2 separate regions of the Mus musculus genome follow, and region 1 is linked to region 2. The links are chromatin loops, found by intact Hi-C in ENCODE. Cell type or tissue: heart. All regions are shown on one strand. Each heading gives the region's core, and the rest is flanking DNA. Links, peaks and the distances in the headings are about the cores only.

The links. Hi-C counts contacts between places; a loop is a spot of excess contacts. Peaks named below come from ENCODE experiments on the same cell type or tissue, not always from the same donor. Only the 100,000 strongest peaks of a DNase experiment are listed, where the experiment ranks them.
Region 1: a loop joins it to region 2, with 1.9 times the contacts of the local background. A loop is called at or near these places in 3 of 42 quality-filtered maps.

The regions. Positions count from the first base shown.
Region 1 is chr6:95,714,925-95,724,800 of GRCm38, forward strand. Suclg2 (succinate-Coenzyme A ligase, GDP-forming, beta subunit) reads right to left here and starts at 3,922. Exons shown (of 11, transcript NM_011507.3): 1 at 3,765-3,922. The coding sequence starts at 3,851. In heart, for the core only: a CTCF peak has its summit at 3,791; DNase peaks (open chromatin) are centred at 3,407 and 3,887; H3K4me3 peaks cover 1,496 bases; H3K27ac peaks cover 1,446 bases.
Region 2 is chr6:95,616,178-95,626,053 of GRCm38, forward strand. All of the region lies in intron 2 of Suclg2 (succinate-Coenzyme A ligase, GDP-forming, beta subunit), which reads right to left. Among named protein-coding and RNA genes, the nearest start is that of Suclg2, 98 kb to the right of the region's middle. In heart, for the core only: no CTCF peak of the experiment used is centred there; a DNase peak (open chromatin) is centred at 5,914.

The sequences.
Region 1 (9,876 bases), core at 2,458-4,957, 97 kb after region 2:
GATACCCACATGATTTGGACCTTCCCTACTTGTCAGACCTCAGGGCCTCTGCACTTGTTGTCTTACCACCCCCTTCCCATCCCGATTGTCCAGCTCCTTTGCAGTACGTAGTTCAAATGTCAAAACTCAGGATCTTATCAATAGAGTAAAGCTGTACCTAACAGGGGCATGCATGTTGTATAATTTTATTTACATGACAAACAAAAAAGAATCCACATGCAAAGAGAGGAAACTGTTCCTTCTGTGGAGCATGGGTAGTGGTAGAAGCAGTAAAGGATGTGAGCTGCGGCTAAATCACTCTCTCATTGGACATCTGGAGACCTGGCTGCTTTCACGTGCAAGCTTACCCAACTGTGCACTGACCGTCAATATGCTCACCTTGACAGGATCTACGATCACCTGGGAGAGCAATCTCTGTGCACACGTGTGAGGGTATTGCTAGATTAACTGAGGTGGGAAGACACCCACCCCACTCCCACCCTCACCCCCAAAATGCAGGTGGCACCTGTCCCTGGACTATGATCCCAAACGGCATAAAGGAGCATGGCATCCAGCCCCTGTGCTCCTTGACTGGGGATACAATGTGACCAGTTGCCTCAAGCTCCTGAGGCCGGTCCTTCCCTGCTAGGATAGGGAGCTACACTATGCTCAAACTGTGAGCCAGAATGATGCCCTCCCTCAAGCTGCCTTCTTGGATTCGTTGCTACAGCAATGAGAAGAGCAACTAACGGACACACTTTTCAATGTACATTATGTTTGGTTTTGGTTTTTTTTTCAATTAAAAAATTAAATATAGATCAAGAATATACCTTTAATCCCAGTATTTGGGAGTCAGACACAAGCAGATCCCTGTGAATTCTAAGCCAGCCTGCTCAACATAGTCCAGCCAAGACCCAGTCTCAAAATAGAAAACAATTAAACCTCAATAAAACCACCCTATGGAACAGGTTGGTTTTCTGGGCTTTCACATGCCTGCCTGGGAAGCTATTTATTCCACATTGTGTGGCCCTGTTTGCCTTCATTATGGCTTCATCAGTCCTTGAAATCATCTTTCTTATTGGAGCATCTATAATCTTCCCCTTTTTACTCATAACCCCAAGTCCCAGGGCCTGGAGCAGTCCTCCATGAGGACAGCGTAGAAATGGCCAAAGTCAAAACAGTGAAGCCAGAGGCAGACGTTTAAAAAAAAAAAACTTCAATGACATTAAGCATCAAAAATATGTGTCAAATGTTAACATTAACCCAGGGAAGGGATATTATTCCGTGGACATTTTTGTGAAACAAGCTAGAGTTGCTTCTAAAAGCAGAAAGTGGGTCTTTTATCTTGGCCCGTCCACCTGTTTTGGTTTGTTTTTTTTCCCACCAGGCCTGATACAAAGTAGGTCTAGGCCGACGGTGCCAACAGATTCCTAAAATACTTGAAGATTCCTAAGTTTGGTAGGAAAAATGAGCCAGGCTTAACTGTAGTATCTGCTGTGATCCAGGAAATGAATAGGGGCACAGCAAGAGAATGGCAAAGAGCTGGTACTAAGAAATAGCTCCTTAAAGTCAAAGGCAGTACGCACGTATGTACCTTCTTCCACTATCAACTCCAAGATGTTCCTGTAAGAAATGTGTGAGTAGCACTAGTGACTTGCTTCCTTTCTACTGGCCTGCAGATCTATTGGCAAGGGAAAGGGGCATTCACCCGACTGGGCCCTGGTAGAGTGGGAACATGAAGTAACCTTTACCCATCAGCTCGACCTCAAACTCTCTGTAACCTTGAGCAGGTCAGTGAACTGCTCAGTACTGGACTTTCTACATAGGCCCACTTGACCGTGAGCATGGTTCAGGTCTTGAACATTGTATAATGTGTAGTTATTGCTCTTACAGAGGACCCAGATTCAGTCCTGGCTGATGGGATAGTTCACAACCCTCAGTAACTCAAGTTCCAGGAGATACTGGACATGTCTTCTGACCTTCATGTCTAGGGTTAGATAAGACAGAAACAAAAACTAATCATCTTGTGAGTGAGTGTGTGTGTGTGTGTGTGTGTGTGTGTGTGTGTGTGTTTGCGCTCATGAAAGCCTGAACAGACCAGAACAGGCCCTCCTGGAAGTCACTTGTGTCCTTCTAGAACTCTCTCTACCTTGCTTCCTTCCCTAAGACAGGGTCTCTCTCACTGAAGTGAAACCTAAGCTATTCCCCTAGGCTGGCTGGTCAGTAGCTCCCCACAAGTCTCTTCCTCCCAGTGCTGGGTCACAAGCTCACACAGGCTTGCCTGGCTTTTTACATAGACGCTGGGAATCTGAATTCCAGGCTCTCCTGCTTGGGGAGAGAGTTACCACCTGAGCCATCTCTGAGTTCTACTGCCATCTAAGCCTGATGTTTCCAGAGTAATGAGTCACATACAAGTATGTAATCAATGAACATTGCCCAATGTAGGTAACAGGTCTCACCCAGTCTGCTTGTCAGGATGACAAGGTTTCCACGACTTGGATAGGGAAGATGACAACTTGGATAGGGAAGGTGACAACATACGCCAGCCAGCTAAACATTCTGTTTTAGGTTTCTCTGAACAATCATTTCTCACTCTTCATTTTTGACTGCCCTAGGCTCCATGTTTCTCATCAATTCAAACCTACTGCAACAGCACCCCAGCTCTTGTTTTTTTATATATAACACTTAAATAATGAACAGGACTCAGATCGCCTGGAGATCTCTCCTCACTCTATTATAGCAGGTATCTGTGATTTTAATTAGACAAACCGCCATCCCTCTCCTTTACCCACCATACTGTCAAGTGCCTGTTAAGGATATTACAGTAATAACTATTAGCGCCTCTTAAATTCCCATTAACAATAACAGAGAAATGGAATGTCAGGTAATGAAAAGAAGAAAAAAAAAACCTTCACAGATGTCATAATGATCCAAAGTTTAGAGAAACAAAAAAAAAATCATTAGTAAGTTATTTTCTTTTCGTTTTTCCTAGTGCCCTATGCATGCCTTGGTCAGAATGTAGTGATTTGCCTCTCATTGGACTGGAAAGTTTTTCTTGCGGGGGGGGGGGGGGGTTGGGGGGGGAGGCGGGGCGGGTAAACTAGAGAAAGTAGGAAGACTAGTAGTTGGATGACTTCTCCCAAGTGTCAATGCCAACTCACAATTTCCCTTCCAAAGCCTCGCTACTGCGACGCTTGCAATGGAAGAAGGTAAATTCAACAAGAGAGCAACGTGGAGGAAGGAGCTGCTGAGTCTAACACTAGTTAAGTCTCTAGGAGGCACGGACCAAGTGGGCAGGCAGGAGTTTTCACACAGGCCTTTCATACAAGACTCCACTTCTACTATCCTCCTGGACCCCTGCAGGTCCCCACAGACAAGCACAAGGGGGTCACAAGCGACACCCCGCGGGGTTGACTGGGGCAGGTGAGCTGCCTCGGGAGTCTGGGGAGCGAGCACGTGGCTGCCGAGCGAGCTCGGGCTTAGAGCCGCCCCCGGGCAGAGCCAGTAAGCGGCTGAGAAACCTCTGCGTTCCAACAGTGCGCCCAACTTTTGGGAACTCGCCCCCAGCGCGGGGTGCCAGTGCCCGGGCAAGGCTGATGGGAGCCATTAGAACGATCCGGGTCGTGGGGTGTGCACTCTGACCCCCGCGATCCCCGACACCTCGGACGCCGCACAGCCCGCCGCGCTGCGGGGAGCACCGGATCGCCAGGGGTCGCGCGGGGCGAAGAGGCCGCGGAGCATGGGGCACCACGGCGGGTGGCTCGCGTGGCCCGGGCCGCGCTCACCTGGGACCTGACCGCCAGGAGCGGCCGCAGCGCTCGCTCTCGCAGAAGCTTCCCAGCCTGCGCCGCGATGGCCACCGGGGACGCCATCTTAACCAGGAACCTGAAGAGAGGCGGCGAGGGGGAGGGAGGGGGCGGAGGAGGGAGCCCGCCCGGGCCCAGGCCTCGGGAGGGGGCGGGGCAGGAGAGGAGGGACGGAGCTAGAAAGGAGGGGCGGGGCGGGAGAAAGGGCGGGGAGGAAAGCGGGTGCAGTAGAGAGCTGGGGTGAGGGAATTGGGAAAAAGAAAGGAAGGAGGGGGCTGGGGGCGGTGGAAGACCCCCCCACCCACTCCTCACCTTGTTACCCCTACCCCCCACTACCTTCACCATCTCACCCCAAGGCCATGTGGCTTCCCAGAGCTTACTGCATCTTGCCTGGCTTTCAGGCAAAAGCAGATCTCAGCCCCAGGGGCACTGACTTAAAACTGGCCCTGGGAGTGACAGATTAGACCTTGACACTGCAGTGAGGGCTGCTAGGTCTGGCCCTAGGAACTGATACCACCTTCAGAGGACACACCTTGGAGAGAGTAATGTTCCAAGGGAAGGAATTAGGATCAATGCTACCCTTAGTTCCTGGGCCATGTGGGGGCACAAGCTTGGGTGTGGGTGTTGTGAGTGTACTGGGTTTTGGTTGGGTAGTAGTGGTTTGTTGTTTTGGTTTTGGTTTTTGAGATAGGGTTTTTGTCTATCTTCCATTGGCCAGAAATTCATCTCGAACTCCTGACCCTGCCTCTACTTCCAAAATACTGTGATTATAAACAGGCACCACCCTGTCTCTTTGCGAAAGTGATGGAGGGTTTTGGGCCTACCTTAGTGACATCTGTTTTCTTGCTACTTAACCTTAAATTAATAAAAAGCTATTGCTGGATTTTCTACTCTACAAGGAGAAAAGTGTTTGTGTACAGTATCCAGGCTGCTATGCACTTACATAAAATACAAATCACAGTAACAACTAGTATGTACCAGACATTGAACAATTAGGAACACATTTAAGCTTCATGGCGACATTTTAGGTAGATGGCATTTCTATACTCATTCTGCAGAAGAGAAAACTGAGGCATACAACAGATAAGAAACATAACAGGGGCTAGATAATGAGATATGAGATTCAAACTCATGTTTCACCCCCTCAGCACTACTTGGGGATATTTTTTAATTGGGTGTTGGGTTTGTTTTTGTTTTTTTATGATCACAAGACAGACAAGGGACACTATAGCAACAGTCCCCTCACAAGAGTGTCCTCTGTCGGCTTCCTTTAAACTTCCATTTGATGTAAATTCACATTGACAGAGAAGCTGTAGGAACATTACTCCAAGAGACCCCAACAGTCTTTATGCCGCTTCACCGAGGATTTACATTTGGCCCACATCTGTCCTTGATAAGCCTTTTCCTCCTCAAAACCTTACCCACAGAATCTATTCTCTTTGTGTGTGTGTGTGTGTGTGTGTGTGTGTGTGTGTGTGTGTGTGTGTGTGTGCGTGTGCTGTGACTTGCCCTATCTCCACCTTATTCTCCAGAGACAAAAATCTCTCAACGTAGAACTAGAATTTTAGCCAGCAAGCCCCAGTAATCTTCCTGCCTATGCCTGGATCCATACTAGAGTTACAGTGGAATGGCTACAGGTGGCTTGCTACATGGATGCTAGGGATCTGAACACCAGTCCTCATGCCTGTACAGCAAGCCCTCTTACCCACTGAGCCATCTCCTTTTTCCGAGATCCAGTGGCTGCTAATGATTACAGTTTGAGTCTATGGTGGTTTCATGAATGCACCTGATCTGATCTTGTCAGAACCTACGGAACTTTATGACTCCGCTCTTCACCTCTCCCCAAGTCTTTTTATTCATTTCTATCAATGGATAGGAGCCATTACCCAAGGAGGGGGAAATGAGGTAAGCAACATTTTTGGAGTAAAAACTCAGAGCAGAGTTGGTTTAGTTCTAGGCATTTGCATGTATGGAGGGAGGTTAGAGAGTTAGAATGCCAGGAATGTCAGGCTAAGCAGGATAAGGATTTGGGTCAGTAGTCCAAAGAGAGAAATGAGGCATAGTTATCAGCAGCTGCCTGAGGCAAGAAGGTTCCAGGATTGACGTTATCTCGAGGATAATTATTCTCCCTACCTCTTTATCACTACTGATAAGGGGCTTGAGCCTCATGTCCTTGTTATTGACAAACCCATCTGAATTAGTGCTTACGGATGTTTGGACAGTCATTTCATCCCCCATAACCTTTGCTGAGCAGGTCCTCAATGAGCTCTAAGCTGAGCTCCCTGAAACAGAAACCAGTCATACATACACAACCATATATGCAACTGCTTCTGGCTGCCATTCAACTCTCACTGCAACCCTGAGAAGGTGTTCCTATTGTCCTATATAGTCTTATATTGTCCTAAATAGTCCTATACAATCCTACCTTGTCCTACTGTGCACAGAGATAACTGGGCAGCCAAGAGTTCTTCACCTCATGGCCTTTACACAACTCTCCCTATCTCTGAATGCTCCCAAGGTCACACAGCTGGGGATCACCACTCTGCTTCATGGCCTGAGTGGATCTGAGTTTCCATCTCATCCCCCCATAACCTTTGCCAGTTTACTGGGTAGGAGCAGAGTCCATTACCACGGGAGCACAGAGGAATGAGCAAGGCCAGTAGAAAAGGGGCAGGCAGACAAGGTTTATTGGGAAGTAAAGAAAGTAGCTGGAGTTGGGCGGGAACTCGAGCAAGAGTGGGTTGACAACTAGCTCTAGGTCAGAGGTTCTTTGGTCGAACCAGTATGTAAAGGAGACATCCAGTGGGAATGAACCTGACTGGCTAATTTGGCTGTACATAGGGGCACACTGCATGGCCAAGGGATTGAAGGGAAGAGCACAGACTCTGAGAAGAAGCCTGTCATCATGACATGGTGTGTGTGGTGGGAGGAAGCCCACCAAAAAGGTCCAGGCTGGAGGAAGGACCAGGGTGTAAAGAGAACAAAGGCTGATGGGTAACTAAAATCCAGACAAGTCAGGATTCCCTGGACTTTGCTGTTTATTTCTCTGTGAAACTTCAATATTTTCAGATCTGACTACTAGTCCCACCAAGACACAAAACATTGTTGATGTTCCTAGGGATGTAATACTATGGGATGGGCTTCCCTTGCTTCTTATTTCTGTCATTAACCTTACTAGACCATTATCGAAGGAAAGATGAATTAAAGATGTATTTCTGCCAGGCGGTGGTGGCGCACGCCTTTAATCCCAGCACTTGGGAGGTAGAGGCAGGCGGGTCTCTGAGTTCAAGGACAGCCTGATCTACAGAGTGAGTTCCAGGACAGCCAGGGCTATGCAGAGAAACCCTGTCTCGGAAAAAAAAAAAAAAAAGTTAATATTTGCAAAATGGATGCTTAAACTTTGTGAGAGTTTTGAACATGCTGCCAGAATTACCAACAACCAATTCAACCACACCTTGCTAAGCTAGGAACTTGGGGAGAAAAAGCACAGAACATGTAGCTGAGAGGTGGAGTATATATTAGTTTCTTTCCTGTTGCTGGAATAAAATACCACAACTAAAAGTAACTTAAGGAAGAAAGGGTTTATTTTGGCTTATGCCTCCAAAGGGTTAGAGTCCATAATTATGGGGAACACATGACATTTGCAGGAGCAGGAGGTTGTCTGATCATATTTCATCCACACAGAAAGCTAGCAGGGCAGGAAGTAGAGAGAGGCTATAAAGAAATCCAAGCTCACCCTTAGTGAAGATAGTTCCTCCAGCAATGCAACACCTCCTAAAAATTCCATAGGTTCCCCAAACAGTACCCATAACAGGGGACCAAGTGTCCAACCACATGTGCCTATGGGAGGCAGGTCTGTTTCAACCCTCCACAGGATACTTAACTAGCAGACTTTGGTGCCCTGTAGTCAATCCATAGCACCACAATCAATCAATCAATCAATCAATCAATCAATAAGACTATATTTCTGTGAGTTTGCTTTTGGGTTGGTGGGGATAGAGAGTAAGACTGAGCCAGAGCATAGTGGATTCAAGGCTACATTTCCACTGAGTACTTCGTAAAGATAAATAAGACCCTCAGGACAGCCAGAGATAGAGCAGTACTTCTCTAACAAATAGAAACAAAACAAAAAGTGCCCTCCTAGAAGGGAATATTTGGAGGTGAGAGGGAAGCATTCTGATTGGTATTTTTATGCTCTAGGAGCTTGGTAAACTGGCTTACCATCCACTGGTGCGTAGCTGTAGGTTCGAAGGCAAGATGGTGGCCTTACTTAGATGAGTTCAGTTTCAGTTGGGAGACTGGCCCTCATCTATGGGACTCACTCCATCATTTATCAGCAGTTTCTCCACACCTTTACCCACATTCTCCCAAATCACCATCTAGGCCACAAGGGGTGGCAGAAGGAAGACAAAGCTAACCATTCTTAGGGTATCTCCAAATGTGTGATGTAATGGACCGTGCTCAGTGCACGCCTTGGATAGATTTCTCCATGGTTTATTTCACCTTTTGTTTTGTTTTGTTTTTTCTCAGTAGGAAGCTTGTGGAAGTTAGGAACCTGGAATCTACCACAGAATGCTGTACACGCCTACATGTGACAAACACTGACCTCTTGTAGAGTTGAGGTTTTGTCCTATAAACTTGTGACCTGCAAAACCAAGCAGTGTGGCAGAGGAGTAGGATAAAGAAAGGCGTTAAGGCTGACATGAAAGAAGCCATTTGGCAGAAGAACTAGAAAGCCCTCCTCAACTTGGCAGACATGAGCGCGCACAGAGGAAGCCATGCTGTGCAAAGATGTCCCACCCTCCTGCATGGTGCCACCGACCCTTTGACTTTTTTCCAGCTCTTGTCTACTTCCACTCTCAGAAGTGATATTGTCTCTGAATAAACTAGCTCTGCTAGTTTGCACCTGATGCAGTTCCTAGCTCTGGAACACAAAAACCCGGAAGTCCCAGCAGCTGCCTTCTGGATTCCAGTAGCTAACTAAAACAGCGTGGAGCTGTCAGTCAGGAAGGAAAATGTCTGTCCCTCATAAGAATTTGAACCTAAAGCAGCCCAGACACTTTTCTTCCTCCCTTCTTTCCCCAGCTTCCTTCCTTCCTTCCTTCCTTCCTTCCTTCCTTCCTTCCTTCCTTCTTTCCTTCTTTCCTTTCTTTCTCCTTTTCTCCAGCTTTTTTCATTTCTGAAAGGTCCTGAGACAGGATCCAGGTGTGGAAAATGTGGATAAGGGACAAGGGCTGGCTCAGTGTGAGTTTCGGCCTTAGCCTAGGGACATCAGATCCACCCTTCTTTGCTATTGTGCACAAAGTCAAAGGGATAAAGGGAGTCAAGGTTGAATCTTCTCCCTGCCTTGATCTGAGCCAGGTTCATGCCAGGCCCACATAGCTCACCACACTATACTGTCTATTCACCCAGGCAGATGTCGGGCACCTCAGCAGCGAGATGCACAACCTATGAGATAACCTATGAGTTTGGAGCCTGAAACCTGTTTCAGTGACCCCAAAGGCTAAAGATCAAGTCGTGAGTGACAGCACTGTGTCTGGATGTGAGGCCAGGCTGAAAGGTATCCTAGGGCTCAACATCCAGGCTTGGAGTGCAGGGACAGTGGCACAGTCCTCGGGGAGTGGGGATTTCTCCTCTTCAACATTTCCTGGTTAACTATGCTCCACACTTCTCTCCCACTGTCTCGGGTCAGCCATATCTGTTACTTCTGCATTGTCATATGCAAACTGCTCTCTAATCCCCCTGCTCATTTGACATAATGAATGCTCATCCTTGAGGTGATAGGTTTGGTCCCCCATGTGGTATGAAATTTCTTTGAGCACCAAACCCAAAGTGGGGAAATGTCCATTTACTCTTTCAACTTGAATAACAATCAAGAAAGAGAGGGGGAAGGAAGGACGAGGAGGAGAGAGAGACAGACAGAGACAGAGAGACAGAGACAGAGGAAGGAAGGAAGGAAGGAAGGAAGGAAGGAAGGAAGGAAGGAAGGAAGGAAAAAAGGAAGAAAGAAAAGAAGGAAGAAAAGGCATAGCCATTTATATAGGCATGACTCTTCTCAGAACCTGGTAACCCAGTAGCTCAGACCTCTCCC
Region 2 (9,876 bases), core at 4,516-7,015:
TTGGGCAGTTCACAACTGCCCTCTTTTGGCCTCCATGGGTGTCTACACACACACACACACACACACACACACACATACATATCAATAAAAACAACAAACTTTTTGTTTAATATAGACAGATTCCTTATACACATTCACAGGAAGGAGTCCTACATGTACACTGTACTAGTCCTTCATGCTCGGTCTGTAAGTCCACCTTAAGAGTCCAGGTTCTTACATTTAGATACTAACATACCAAGCACTTGCCTAGTTTCCTGTAATAAAGGAGTTGCTCTGCCATCCAACAAGCTGCTCCTACTTAAGGCTTGGTTTCTATTAAGGACACACTCCTTTTACATTTTTTACCTCCATTCATCACCATTAAAATAATAATAATTACATTTACTTATTCATGCATTATGTGTATACATATTCATGTAGTAAGTAGTGAGATGGTGAGAAAACAATTTGTAGCCATCAGAACTCCCCTTCCACTGTGTTGGACAGCAAGCTCCTTTACCCATTGAGCCATCCAACAGGCTGTCCCTCAGCATGTGTACTGGGGAAATGGGTAAAGGCCAGTGGGAGGCAGAGGCACCATACAATACTTTACAGAACCCACTGACACCTCGGCTCCAGTAAAATCCCTGTAAAGCCTCTCCATGAGCTGAGGCTTCAGGCACTGTACGAGTGCTCCAATCTTGTTGTGTTAATGCACCCAGCTTCCTTGATTTAGAAACTAATTGGCAAGACATTGCTCCAACTTTCTGTAATAAAGAAGCCAGTATCACAGTTAGTGGTCAAGAGCATGTCAGGCTTCATCCATTTCTCAATATCGGTTGTCCTGTCTGTAAGAAGGGGGCAACAACATCTGTCACCTCATGTGGCTGCAGAAGATTTATAATGACTTGATTTTAAATGTCTGGCTCTGAGTTGAGGTGGTACCTTCTACTTCTGAAAGATTATGAGTCACAAAAAGGTGGGTGGGCTTGTTAGAGGTAGACAGGCACTTAATGGAAATGTTATTTTAATACCGCAATTCCTCAAAATTATATAACATACTTTAATTATCAAATTACTAAAATGGCTGCCTGCTTACTATTACTTAAGTGATAATGCATATAACTTATACTGCCTTCAAATGGATTTATTATACTCTATTACTTATAGTTATGGTTTATATCATGAATTGCATTAAATTTGTTTTCAAAACCTTTCACAATGTTATGAGAAATTACTAGAAACACCTGTTCTTTCTACCCATCTAGAGTGAGCAGGCACTGTCTCTGAGAAGTGTTTGGAACTGCACCTGTAAAGGGGACAATAGTGGGGTGTGCTCAGAACCAGGCTACCTGCTCTGAGTGAACAAGGCCTCAGACCTGTGAAGAGCTCTACTGTTCCTCTTTGCTGAGTTTCCAGTCTTCAGCCACCAGAGGATGAGTCTTGAATGTGATCCGTCAAGATGTTTACATTAAAAGATACTTGAAGAACTACAATAGAATGAACTATGAAAAGCAGGAACATGTCCCCCGTGTCCTGATCTCCAGCACATGTCCATGAGAAGGGCACAGTACAGGGGAAACACTGAGGCTGAGCAGGCCTCCCTGAAGCTCTAGCTTTCCCTGAAGCATGTGAACTCTCAGTAGAAGGCAACCAAGAAGAAACGGCCTGACCATCCTGTCACCAACTTAATATCTGTAAAAGTGTAGAGAAGGTAAATAAAAGAATAACCTCCTGAGAATCATACTCCTTCATTCAAGGAACATCAAATGTATCTCATTAGAAATTACACTCTGACCAATCTAATACATGCTTACTTTTATAAACAAAGCAGGCTGCTCTCCATATTTGTACAGTGTGCCCCGTGTAGCATTACCCTCAGTGTGTTAGAAACACAGTGTTGAGATGAATTGTTTTTTTCCCCCTTTCTGGAGCTGGTTTATATTTGATCTTAATTTCTATTTTTGGCAACCTACATAGATCGCTACCCAAGCAAGGCACAACTGCATCACCATGTCACTACAGGAGTGAACAAATGGCCTGAGGAGGAACTCTCAGCCACCATACGAGACAAGCATGCTGAATGAAATCCTTGCCTGAGGGAATATGGCATTGGTCACAATCATCTCTCTCTTCCAAGCCATACAAAGCAGCTGGAACTTGGAATCCTAGTATTTCAGTAGAAAGCTACAGATGATATGGTAAGACAGACAGATACAGATATTAGTAATTGATATAAAGCACGCCCTGTGATCTGCAGCCTTAGAACATTTTTCCATTTCATAAACAAAATCTAACTGGTAGTCAGTCTATCTAATGCTGCTTCTGTTCTTCTTCTCCATGTTTTGTTGTTGTTAACAATAAGTATCAGGCTGTCAAACTGTGGCATTTGAAAAAAGAAGTAATGAGTAAGTCCTTGGGCCTAAAGAAATCAGTCAAAGCTTGAACAGAATGCTGTGTGGTTGCACTTATCAAGCACCATATGCCAGTCACAGGTCAGGCGCTGCAGACACAGAGGCAAATAAAATAAGGCAATCCATGCCGCCCGCCACTCCATTCCAAACCTGCTAGTTGCAACCTCCTATGCTATATACATCCTGACTTGCAGAGGTAGCTGTAGTAAGAACTCTATGAAGCAGACAAAAAAAACACTCGGCAAGTTGCATTTATATATTTGGGTTTATGCGTGAGTCATGTGTGTGTGGTGTGTAACAATAATAAAAAAAAGGTGATCAGTGTGAAAGCTGGGGAATTTGGGCAGGGCAAGAGGGAAGGCAATGGGAGAACTAGAGGAAGGAAAGAGAAAGGAGTAAATATTATATTTTCATTCATCAAAATAAGTGCAGAATGAATAAGGAATAACAATTTCAGAAGTTTAAGGACAAAAAAGAAAAAAAGAAAAAAAAAGGAAACCCTCCAACAACCTGCATAGGAACCAGACTTTGTTTCTACTTTCACAGAAGTAAACATCCGCTGTGTCCTTTTAATCCACACGATTTGAAGAGAGACTACTTAAAACCCACAGGAAAACTGGAGCCCCAGGAAAAGGACACACCTTGCCCTGTTAACACATCAGCTTTTCCCTTTCATCTTTTTTGCATTTGAAGAACCTAATATTGATTTTTCCCAGTTGAGTCCAAGGAGAAGAGAGACAATGTTTTATTTAAGGAGACTTCCATCCTCAGCATAAACTGTGTTCTTTATTTATATACAAAGAAAATCTGTCTTTTTGTTCCTGTGAAAATAGTTTTTAAAACTGTCATTCTGGAAAATTAATTCAATGATACTTAACTTGAAACTACAAAGCTAAAACTAACTAACTAAATGTCTATGCTGATGACAACCCTTTTAGGGTCCTGGGCAAATGACAAAAGGCTTGTGTTAATCAGCTCTGATCAACTCTCTCAGGAATCATTACACAGATGAAATTTCACCAAAATGTTAAATGAAGACACACTGGACACCCATCTTTTCTGACTTTTGTCTTTTGCTGCATGCCAAGAAGGGACTACAATAATGAAAGGTCTGACCATTAAGATCCTGTTAAAATTTACAAAAACAAATCAAACAAACTCACCACTGGTCTTGAATGAACTAAAGACAAGGATGTTCACATGCCAGAAAAAGCCATGGGGCCAGGAGATACAAAAGGAGTCCTAAAGGAAGCATTGAGGAGACAGGTTTTCTCAGAGACTTCAAAGTGGCAAGTAGGGAAAGGATGAAACAGAAGACTCCCTGATTGTCCACAAATCCCTGATACCTCAAGACAAAGACCAATGATGTCATCTCTGTCTTAAAACTTCAACTTAGTTTTTAAAGAAAAGCTACAACTGTTTTTTTTTTTTTTTTGAACATAAGTGCTGACTCATTAAATTTACTTTTACTCATTCTTCCCAGAATGTCAAGCTTTGAAACAGTGAATACTGAAAGCATTAGGAACAAATTTAGCACTATCTAGAAAATAATTCCAAAATGAGACCTAAGAGTGTCACAATTAAACTATATTAGGAATCTATTTAAGAAAGACATCAGACTGGTGAGCTGTGCAATTCTGTCCCCTGCCAACACCTTCTCTCTGGATTCCTGAAATCCCAAGCAAGTGCATTACCACTCTCATTTATTGATTCATTAATCTAATCATTTCTCAGACAATATGAAACCAACAAAAATCACAAAATATCCCTGAGGATATTCCGTATCAAGGCTGCTAAACTCTCTGCACATAATCCTTCTAATAGTCACAAAAAAAAAAGACTATTAGATTGTGACAATAATTTCTGTAGATGACTCTCCATCTGTAGACTCCAAAGTCTAAGCATGAGAATCCATCAAACAGGACTCCCGTTTCTTGTTCTCCTGAACAGACACGATCACATTTTTCCACTAAGCGTTCCTGGGGCAGGCTGCCACTCAGGTCCTCAAGAGTCCATCTGCTTCCCAGCAGACTGAGGACACGGGACCTCAGTTTCCACAGGGCTAGAGAAGAGAGCATCAGGGAAACACAGAGGACTGTTCCTAAACTGAAAAATCTTGAAATGGGCACTCTGCTAGGTTTACAACTCCCTCATATCCACACTGCCTTTCTTCCTCTTGGCTTCTCCCTTTGGGAATGAAGGCTGCTCTGTGCCTTCCCCATCTGCTTAGGAAGTCGATTTCTTCTCTAGCTTCATCAGTTAGAGCTGAAGAGCACACACACAGTCACATAATTTCATTGATGCTTACAGTAGAAATCTGGCGGTGGAAACGCTGTATTAGACCCTCTGTCTGATATCTTTCCCTGATCAGAACAGAAGGGGAAGTCACGTAACAGCCAAGCTAGTGCTACTGGTACATCACACTTTGTCAACTACTTCTAGTTTTAACAGTAAAATCTCTTCTCTGTTCACCCAAGGAACTGAGGGCCAGGGCAGGGAAAGATGGCCTCCTTTTATCTTTTTCTTAAGAGCAACAGAATAAGGAAAACTGCCAAATTTGCAATGTAAAAAGTGCCTTGCAGCAGCTGATAGAAACTGGTAAAAGCAGTTGGGGGGTTGTGGGGGGGGGGGGGGGGGGAGGAGAAGCAAAAAGGTACTAACTTTTATCATTGTTGTTTTGGGTTTTGTTTGGTTTTTGTAGGGAGTTTCTGTGTAGCCCTGGCCATCCTGGGACTCACTCTGTAGACCAGGCTGGCCTCAAATTCAGAGATTTCCCTGCTTGTGCCTCCAGAGTACTAAGATTAATGGCCTGCACCACCACCAGCTGCCTGGCTGGTACTAACTTTTTACTCTTCCTTTGTCTCTTAGCTTTTAGCTCTGATTTGGTCAACTAACATTTTAAATTTCTGCCATTTCAAATTCCCACTTCTATTTTTTTTTGTGGGGGGGGGGGTTAAGATGATTGATTATAATCTGTGTAATAATAGAGAACATAAATGTATTACATACTAAATATATAGTAATCTATGTATCAAATATAACATAAAGGGATTTTTGTGTGCATTGGGAGGTAAAGAAAGAGTGGCATCTAATCAAGAATAAGCTGATGCATAAAAAAATCTAATTACCCAAAATAAGAATTTAAACAAAGTAATGGAATTTTAATGTCGCACAATATCTTGTATTAAAACTAAAAGCATATACTGAATGTGCACGGTAGTTCTTTATTTGAAGGGAAATTCTAAGAAAGCCCAGTGAACAGTCAGGGCATGCGGCCTCAGAGGAAGGAATGAGGTGAACCTGTTAAGTTGCCATGGTGACCAGGAAGCACCAGCCAGCAGAACTGGTTGCTTGGTTATGAAAGATGAAACTTTCCAGTTATAACTCTGACTGTGTTTAGTGCAACCCATACCAGGGAAGTTCAGAGAGAAAAGAGTGGCCAGGCAGCACAGGATCATAGCTTTAGCCTTTTCCTGCTTGCTGTCACTGGTCTGTCTGCCAAAAATTAGTGGGAGTGGCCTGAAATGTAGACTGCGCAGCTTGGCTTGGCCCTCAGCAGAGACAAGGAAGCCCATCCAAGACACCAGAGTGGAAGATGTCCAAGAAGGCTTCAGCAGACTTGGCAACTACATGCTAGAACTCTGTGACAGCATCCAGGAGTAGCTGGCATGACCTCCACTGAGCTTCGCATGAGTTTCTAATACATCACATTTCCAAAGAATAAAGTTTATATCAGTACATTCTAAAATTTGCTCAAAAATGAAGAACTAAAAGTTCTATTATGTTATAGGGAAGGCAAGGAATAGTGGAATTCATTATTAAAATACAGCTGGGAATAAAGCTGTTTCATCCTTAAACTAAATGTTTTTCTTCCTCATTAAGAAACCCATTTACAACTGTGTTCTCAGTAAGTTACAGGGCCTAAGTTCACAATGGATAAATCATGGCAAAATGAGGCAATTATGAATTTAAGGGCAGAAGAATTTAGAATGTCAAGTGGCATTAATTTACGTGAGAAATAACTTTTTTATACCTAATTTAATTAATGCCAAGAGCAGGTAGAACTTTGTTTTTCAGGGACAAACCCTGAAAATGGACGTGACTTACACAATAATCCTAGTCTGCCTGCTGCACTCCACAACAACAAGTAATATCGCTTATCATTCTTAAGGTGTTATCACTTACACATTACACATAAAACTGGGAGGAGAAATGGGAACATATTTTACTGAGCTTACTATCATTAAATCACAAACCAAGGGATTCTCAAAGGCGGCTCTCTAACCTGGCTTTGCTTCAACAGGTAGGAAAGGTTCTAGTTGCCTGGCAATAATCCTAGCTGAACTCTAACTACTTTCAGTGTGACACCTCAAAGATATCCAATAGGTCAAGGTGACGTTATCGCGCGCGCGCACACACACACACACATGTATATATGCTCACATACACAAACATATACACACAGACTGACAAACAGACAGACAATGATTGAGGTTTGGTCTCTTGCTTTGAATTGTAATGCTAAATAAATACTGGTCCCCAAGGCCTGACTCTTATTCACAATCTGTCTCCCCATTAGAGAATCAGATGCTGAGGAATATCTGTAAGCTGGGCTGCTAACCAGGCATGGGGGTGCCCACATGTAATCCCAGCACGTGAGAACCTAGTGAGCAGGATGAAAGTGGCAGGCCTGAACAACAAGGTAAGTTCCAGGCCAGCCCGGGCTGCGCTTGCAAAACTATCTCAAAACAAAAAACAAGAAATAGCACTATACCTGCAAATGACAAGTATGGGCTCCTTTCAGGAATGTTCCAGTTTCCGCTTTCTTGCTATAACAAATGACATGAGCAGAAGCACCTCAGGGCAGCAAAGATTTATTGGCTTACACTTCCAAATAAAAATCCATCACTGAGAGAAGTCAGGGCCGGAACTCAAGGCAAGAAACTGAAGCATAAACTATGGAGGACTGCTGCTCACTGGCTCGCTGGCTCCAGCTCAGCTTTCTTATATGCCCCAGGATCACCTGCCCAGGAACTAGGTCAAGGGACATTGAACGGGGCCTCCTACATCAACGAAGACAGTCAAGGTAATTCTCCACAGGCCAACTTCTCAATCAAGCGTTCCTCTCAGATGATGAGGCTCTATCAAGTTAACAATAAAAGCTAAGTCAAGGACTACCTAGCCGTAGTCTATAATCTCCAAGGCTTACCTACCAAGTCTGTACATTACCAGGCTATTTACTTACATCACTACCTTCACTGGGTTGAAGGGCCGCTCTCCAAAACATGTCTACCTATAGCTTGTGCACCTGACTGTACTTGGAGGATGGTCTTTGCACTAAGCTAAAGACCTCCGGGTGTGATCACACTAGACTACTAAAACTCTAATGATGTGTGTCCTCATAGGAACAAGATGGGGGTGACCTGAGACTCAGAAACAGGGATGACAAGGGCATTGAAGTAGAATAAGGTAGAAAAGACCAATTACTAAATACTGATTTGTTGATTTCTTTAGTGATTTAACTGAAGTACTGCCTACACTGTCTATTTGCCAAGCATGACTTAACTTGCTAGCTGAGACAGAAAGACCTAGAGAAACAGCAGAAACAATGGGCTTCTGCCCTTACCAACCTTCTGACTGCTATATACAGTTCTGTACATGCTTGCTTGCTTGCTTGCTTGCTTGTCCACACCCACCACCTTGTGGTTTTAGAATATAAAATGAGAATGCATACTGGACCCAGGAATGAGACCTTTCAGGAACTGTCCTGACTTGAGTCCACCAGTGGCATGTCCTCTCTTCCGATCTCATTGGAGTCAGAGTGATCTTCAGAAAGATTCCCACAATGTAACAATAGAAGCAGAGATAGGAGTTACACACCCACATAGCAAGGAACACTTTGACTGGCTGGCATCCCACAGGGGACAGAGCTCATTTTCCCCTTAAGGTTTCCAATAAAGGCCACAGCTACCAGGCATCAGTGTCAGACTTCTGGTTGCTAGAACCAACGGTGAAGGAGTTGCTACTCCACCACTGCTATGTGCAGCTCAGATTAAAGCTAATGAGTGCTATGACCAATCTGGAAACTATCGCAGAATGCCTATCTCCATTCCATAAACGTTCGCATGCCATAAATGTAAAGTTCCATTCATGAAGATATTCACACACCCCAGCTCTCCCTCCACTGCCACTTGCCCGTGGTCCAGCCCTGTATGTAATAAAGATCCCAAACCACCTATGGAACAAAGATCAACCACTCACCAACATTTCCCTGGCCCTGATACACCCTGAGACTGTCCCCTCGCCAGCAGCTCACTCCACCATCTTTCCCCACTCACTCCGAGCCTGTTATTTCTACAAACTTTCCCACTACTCGCTGACTAAAACTTATTGACCCACCCTGTACCTTCCACTTCCTGGACCTCTGCCTCCTAAAGGCTCACTGATTCTTGGTTTCCTTGTTGGAGTTTCTTGGGAGACAATGAAACTTTATCTCTCCACTACTTTGTAAAATCTGAAAAGGTTTTGTAATGATGAAATTTCACTCCTTATCATAGACTATGAACCTTTTGTTAGTGTTACCTGTAATAAAGAGCTTTAGGAGGTAACAGGTCTGGCCCAGTCACAAACATAGAAGAGACAGAGAGAGGGCAAAAACCATGACCACCAGTCCTGCACCCATGTTTTATTTCATTTTCTTTTGTTTTCAGTGACATTATACAAACTATAGCCACCAACTTCTCAAATAAAACAAAAATTGGTAGCTAGTATTAAATAAATACCTACAGATTCTCAAAGGTTACAAGTCTTAGGAAGAATGCATTCTCCAGAACAGCATAGAAATCTGCTAAAAGAAGATGAAGAACACATAAAGACATCTAGCTAAAGATGCAAGTATAAGACAGAGGCGGGAGAAAGCAAGCAGAATCACATACAAGAATGATAACACTTATTTTTTGTTTGTTTATTTATAAAAAGATGGGCAAAGAGGGAAAACAGCCAGTTAACTAAATATATACACACACACATATATACATATATATATATTCATAAATATGCATATATATACACACACACAATTATAGAAACCCACTACTTTATAAGCTTTTATAGTGCCAGAAGGTACTGTGTATGCTGATGGAGGAGAAAAATCACCAAAGATATTACACACTGGTGTACCCTGAGTACCAACCTGACAGACAAGTTGTGCCCACTGGTACAATAGTGGCACGAAGTTTATAGAGGCAAACAATCACCTTCTGATGAGATCTGAAGGTTGCTCCATAGGACAGAACTGTGGACCTGGTAAGAAGCCATGATCTAGGATCTTGGGCCCTAGAGGGAGTCTAGGTTTTGTTGTTGTTTTTTGAACTGGGCATATTGGCAAACTGCCTTCTACATAGCCCTATAGATTAGTGCTGCTCTCAACCTTGGTCAGAGAAGCTTCTTTCTGCAATGGGTAAGAGACAGCATGATGACTCCT